Regions from separate parts of the Homo sapiens genome. Here region 2 is linked to region 1. The links are chromatin contacts, found by Hi-C or POLR2A ChIA-PET in ENCODE. All regions are on one chromosome and are shown on one strand. Each heading gives the region's core, a stretch centred on a gene start or an enhancer-like site at or near the end of the contact. The rest is flanking DNA. Distances are from core to core; before and after follow the strand shown.

Evidence for each region. A loop is a pair of places that touch in the nucleus more often than their neighbours do. ChIA-PET counts read pairs that join two places held with the same protein, here RNA polymerase II (POLR2A). Pooled maps may share reads with other maps.
Region 2: a loop to region 1 is called in a pooled map, with 2.2 times the contacts of the local background. The contact joins two enhancer-like sites. A Hi-C loop is called at or near these places in 3 of 168 maps with a recorded cell type or tissue (gastrocnemius medialis and ovary) and 5 of 50 pooled maps. POLR2A ChIA-PET finds 5 or more read pairs at or near these places in 2 of 52 experiments (AG04449 and AG04450).

Annotation. Positions count from the first base shown.
Region 1 is chr14:52,800,054-52,803,023 of GRCh38, forward strand. The region is part of intron 1 of LOC105370500 (a long non-coding RNA gene); the gene reads left to right. Among named protein-coding and RNA genes, the nearest start is that of GNPNAT1, 9.9 kb to the left of the region's middle. Within about 2 kb of position 1,463, at least 4 of the 41 ENCODE cell types and tissues checked have a DNase peak (open chromatin) inside an H3K27ac peak, as active enhancers do.
Region 2 is chr14:53,042,096-53,045,065 of GRCh38, forward strand. DDHD1 (DDHD domain containing 1) reads right to left here. Exons shown (of 13, transcript NM_001160148.2): 13 at 1-2,970. Among named protein-coding and RNA genes, the nearest start is that of FERMT2, 93 kb to the left of the region's middle. Within about 2 kb of position 1,401, at least 5 of the 41 ENCODE cell types and tissues checked have a DNase peak (open chromatin) inside an H3K27ac peak, as active enhancers do.

The DNA.
Region 1 (2,970 bases), core at 213-2,712:
TTTGTATCATTTCCTTCAAAGTGATTGGACGTATAATAAAATATCTATTAAAAAATAGTAAATTGAGAAGTAAAACTTAGTGATGGCTTTACTAAGTATGTCAGTCTCTAATTCTTATAGCATTTTACTATGTTGAGGATGTAAAAAAGCAGATTGCAGAAAATATTATATCTACAAGCAATTTAAACGTTTTTAGCATTAGGGCCGGGAGCAGTGGCTAACGTGTGATCCCAGCACTTTGGGAGGCCAAGGCAGGTGCATCGCGAGATCAGGAGATTGAGACCATCCTGGCCAACATGGTGAAACTCGTCTCTACTTAAAAAAAAAAAATACAAAAATTAGCCAGGAGTTGTGGCATGCGCCTGTAGTCCCAGCTACTCGGGAGGCTGAGGCAGGAGAATCACTTGAACCCAGGAGGCAGAGGTTGCAGTGAGCTGAGATTGCACCACTGCACTACAGCCTGGGCGATGGAGGGAGACTCTGTCTAAAAAAAAAAAAAAAGGTTTTTAGCATTAAAGAGCTGGTACTGCCAGACAGTATGATTTACACCTGTAATCCCAGCACTTTGAGAGCCTGAGGTCTCAAGAGTTTGAGACCAGCCTGGGCAATACAGTGAGGCTCCATCTCTACAAAAAATAAAAAACAAAATTAGCCAGGCATGGTGCTACAAGCCTGTAGTCCCAGCTACTCAGGAGGCTGAGGTGGGATTGATCACACTACTGCACTCCAGCCTGAGCAACAGAGCAAACCCTGTCTCAAAAAAAAAAAAAAAAAAAGTTGGTTCAAAAATACTTTGGATATTTTTTCAAGCAATTGGACAGATGCAAGGTACAATTGGAAAATAAACCTTTCTTAGTCACATACTTATGATTCTTTCACTTAAATTTATTCTTTCGGGCCAGGCACGGTGGCTCAAACCTGTAATCTCAGCACTTTGAGAGGTCAAGGCAGGCAGATCGCATGAGGTCAGGAGTTTGAGACCAGCCTGGCCAACATGGAGAAACTGCATCTCTACTAACAATACAAAAATTAGCTAGGTGTGGTGGCGTGCGCCTGTAATTCCAGCTACTTAGGAGGCTGAGGCATGAGAATTGCTTAAACCCAGGAGGTGGAGGTGGCAGTGAGCCAGGATCATGCCACTGCACTCCAGCCTAGGTGACAGAGTGAGAGTCAGTCTCAAAAAAAAAAATAAATTATGTTTTCAGTTTATTTACTTACTGTTGCCATAGAAACAGGCTACACTGCCTAAACATTTTGAGTAAATTCTACATTTTTTGCTTAAGATGCCCAAGAGTCTCAACAATTAGATGATTGTCATTGAAGCAAAAAATGAAATCAGCCTCATTCAGTCCAAACAGTTTGCTCAACTCCCTAAACCTTATTTAACTTGATTGTGAGGTCACTTCCAGACACCACTGGGAGTTTCTCTAAAAGACCACTCACTTAGAACCACCCTGCACTGAAGGGAAGTGGTGACAAGCTGCTCAAGTAGTAAGGAAGAACTCTTGTCACAGACAAATTTGTCAGTGTTAGTCACACAACTAGAACATAATGTTTAAACGAAAATGTATGACATTGCTGGAAAGCTATGTCGGAAGAACTGCGGCCAAAGCAAAGAGAATTACAGACATAAGGAGAATTGCACTTTCATGACATGAATAACTTAGAAGACTGGTACATAAAAAAAAGCTCTGTGTTTTGTTTTCAGTTTGGTTTTCATAATTTAGTTCACCCTAATTGTAATCTATTTGATATGAGGCAAAATCTCTATTTTGAGAACAATGTTGTTACCTTAGAAAGGAAGGGTTACGGCATTATGCTGACATGCAGTTGGAAACATTTTTAGGATTTGGAATGATTTATTTTTTAGTATCAGACTATCTAAGCATAGCCTTTATCTAATCATAAAAACAGTTTTGGAATAGTGGCCATACCTCAGTGTCAAACACAGAAAACATAAGGCATAATCATAATCTAACAGTCACCCAAGTTGCTTTGAGGCCATAAACAGTAGTTTTCATCTCTGAACCTCAATTTTCTCATCTGAAAAATGGAAACACAAAATACCTTTTTTGTGTTTTGTGTAGTTTTGTTTTGTTTGTGTTGTGTTGTGTTGTTGTTGGGTTTTTCGTTTGTTTGTCTTTGTTTTGAGACAGGGTCTCGCTCTGTTACCCATCCTGGAGTACAGCTCACTGCAGCCTCGACCTCCCAGGCTCAGGCTATCCTCCACTTCAGCCTGAGATATCAAAGCTAAAACATGAAAAATGAAGAAGAGTTGTCTAAGAAACTTCTTAGTTGGCTAAGAGGGGAAAGTAGTTTAGGCAGAGGATCCAGCATTGAATTGATTTTGAAGTAGTGTCGAAAGGAAAGCCAACATGGCTACATTGTAGAGAGACAGGATCCAGATCTTGGAGGCTTTATAAAGGATTTGGCCTTTGTACTGAAGGTAGTGGAAAGCCATTTAAGTTTTTTGTTTGTTTCTTTGCTTTTTGGTTTATATATTTAAGCAGGGAAGTGACGTGATCACTTGCATTTTAAAAAGATCATTCTGGGCACTATGTACAGAATGGAGGAGATGATGGCGCACAAACACTGTAATATATATGTGGGTAAGCCAATTAGGAGGCAGCTGGAGGAAATGGATTGGGGACTGACAGAGAAGGGGGAAAATATGGACTGATTCATGAGATATTTAAGAAATAGGATCAGTAGATCGTGAGGTAAGGATGAATGAATCAAGGATGACTTTCAGATTTTTGGCTTAAGCTAATGGGTGGAGGCCATTTACTTAAACAGGGAATACTCAAGGAGGGGAAGGCTTGGGAAGGAGAATCGTGAATCATAGTTGATCATCACATGAATACACAATAAGCCAGTGAGAGTACTAAAGTCTCAGGGTGCAAATCACATATATATGTGTGCAAACACAGGTTCTCATAAAAATCATACTTACGGCTTACTCACTAAATC
Region 2 (2,970 bases), core at 151-2,650, 240 kb after region 1:
AAACTGTAAAACGAAGGAATTAAATGTGATAGCATTTCTCTAGGTAAATGCCAAATTAAAAAATATGGTTAAATAAATTTGGAGGCCCCCACGCAGCACCAGATAGATTCACAGAGCATTTAGTGTAGCAAAGGCTCTCAAAGCCCTGCTGTAAGGGAGATTTTTGAATTTGTCAATTCCTAAACTTAGTTTCTGACATGACACCTGTTAATATTTGCAGAATATTATTGAGAAAAGAATGGTCTCTATGCCCCTTCCAGCTTTAAAATTCCATCATTAATATTTTTTTACTTTACCACTTCCCTCAGTTGTCACTGTATTTAGTTTTTCATGGAGTTTGCTGCCTTTCACTTCACTTTTCATGACCTTTACTGCTATTTAAATGCTGACATGATACTGTAACAGGGTTGGATTAAATGATCTCTAAAAATCTGTACAGACCCGGAAATTTTACAGTTCTTTGAAAACTATCACAAGCATCTACTGAAGACTGAAAGAGAAAGCATATAACCCAGGCTGTCACCAACTTAGCACTAACATTTACTAAATGAGACCTTTGAGATTCTTATGTTTTAAGTTCAGCCAGAGTACCATCAGATTCCTGGCAGAGGCTTGAGGCACAGGAATGACAGCGGAATACAGATAAGGGATAGAAAACTTTAGAATAGCTACAGAGGTCAACTAACCCAAACATAGTTTAGCAAAACTTAGTTTCTTTTTCTAGTATATGATTGCTACGTTCTTTTTTGCTCTGCCTTGATCTTTAATATTTTACGTGTTTTTAGAAGAGCAATTTTAATACATACACTCAAATTAGTTTTCTCGATTGTCCACATGCCTTACTCATTAATTAGCTGAGAAGATAGAAATACCAATCTAATGGATCAAAAAGAAATTTGTCTTCTACTACAGACTTTACAGGAAAATCTTTTGGCTTGATCTGACTCCACTGGAAGGGGCTCATGTACTATCACTGGAATGAACAGAGGCACTAGCTGTGATACGGTACTGACAATTTCTTTTCCTTTTGTCTACTGTCTAGGTGATGCAAAGCTGGAATATGGTGTGTTAAATTTTCTGCAGACTAGGATGCTTCAGCTCCCAATGAGAAAACAGAGAAAAAAGAGACTAAGGATGAATGTTTACATGTCTGAGGCCTTTAGCGTGAGTATTCAGCATGAAGCATGTTCAGTGTGAGTACTTCAAAAGATAACAGATGCCGTTTAACAGAAAGAAGTAAAACGTAAGATTCCTAAGGCTTGCTTCACATACAAAAGAGCAGTTATTAGAACATCCAGTGTGTGTGTGTGTGTGTGTGTGTGTGTGTAAATACATACTTTTTTTTTTTGGATACAGTGTCCAGCTCTGTCACCCAAGGTGGAGTGCAGTGGTGCAATCTTGGCTCACTGAAGCCTTGACCTCCCGGAATCATGCAGTCCTACCGACCTCAGCCTCCTGAGTAGCTGGGACCACAGGCGTCTGCCAACACACCCAGCTAATCTTTGCATTTTTTGTAGAGTCTGGGTTTCACCATGTTGTCCAGGTTGGTTTTCAACTCTTGGGCTCAAGTAATCTTCCCTGCTTGGCCTCCCAAAGTGCTGGGATTACAGGCATGAGCTGCCACACCTGGCCAAAATCCAGTATATTTTTAAATTATGTCCTAAAACACAGAAACACTGGATTATAAACAAGATTACTGTTGAAAAGAAAGTATGAACTAACATAAGGCCTTAGCAAGACTAATTTTAAAGTAAAAATAAAGCAAGATTTAATCTAAGTCTTATTCTAACGGTTAATAATTCTTGGGAAGCTAACTAAAGTTCAGTGATCTAATCAGTACTTGGGAGAATCATCATAGCATGTACACAAAATAGAGAATAAAATTTTAATGGTATCAAAAACAAAACTTTTTTTGGCCGATTTAGTACTTGCTGGAATAAAGTTGCAAAATGTTACTCAGTAACTGACTTAGCTTCTAATCAAGCCAGAATGACACACAGTCTGTATATTAATTAAGTATATACAAATACATCCAATGTTAACATGCACAGACATAGAAACAAGGATACTACAAAACCGAAATCACCATCTCTACTGATGAAAAATGAACTGAAAACAAAACATCCATCCAGTAGTCCAGAATATCTTATTTTTGAAAAGGTTTTGAATATTGCTCTTTCCAAGAATTCAAATAAACTCCAAATGGTTAAATTTGACTGTTTTCTCAACATGAAAAAAAGGAAGCAGACATATTCCTATGGCTATAGGAACATACCTTTTACTCAGTGATATCAAATTAAAAGGTCTGACATAATTTCACTCTTCTCAGGTAAAAAGGGCTCTTCATATTCTAGTGGTTAAGAATAAATCCCTTCAAGTTCTTATGCATTTGAGTGTCATACCACCTACAGCAACATACGCTCAAGTACCTTTAACGATACAGTCATATAGCATGAGTTTAATTTTCCTGAGAACTAAATTAGACCTACAAAATAAACAGGCTATGAAAATGACCTGAGTTCATAGGAATCTCTAAGTTAGAGATAATTTAGCTTTGCTAAGATTTCATCAAAAGCCTTTTATAGCAAGGGTTTCTTAGTGAGTCACATACTTGGTCATGGAGCCTTGGAATTTTTTTTAAACATTAAAAAGAAGTGCTTTATGTTGTTGTGCAAATTCAGCAAAAGGCCAAAACAGCCAACAGTACTGAAGCACTAAGTAAAACCTACAAGTAAGCCACAGATTCTACTATCTTATGAAGAAAGGAGGAGGTGAGAGATACAGCTGACCAACTTTGCTCCCAGTTTGACAATGATTATTGGGAAGCTAAGCAATTCCTTGCAAGTTAAGAAAAGACAGCACCTTAAGTGGAACCTAGTGGAAACCACTCAGAAGTGAGGGTTGTGTGCAACAGGGATGGCTACTGATCCCCTCTAGGTAACTCCTCTTTTGTGTGAGAATCCAAGAACA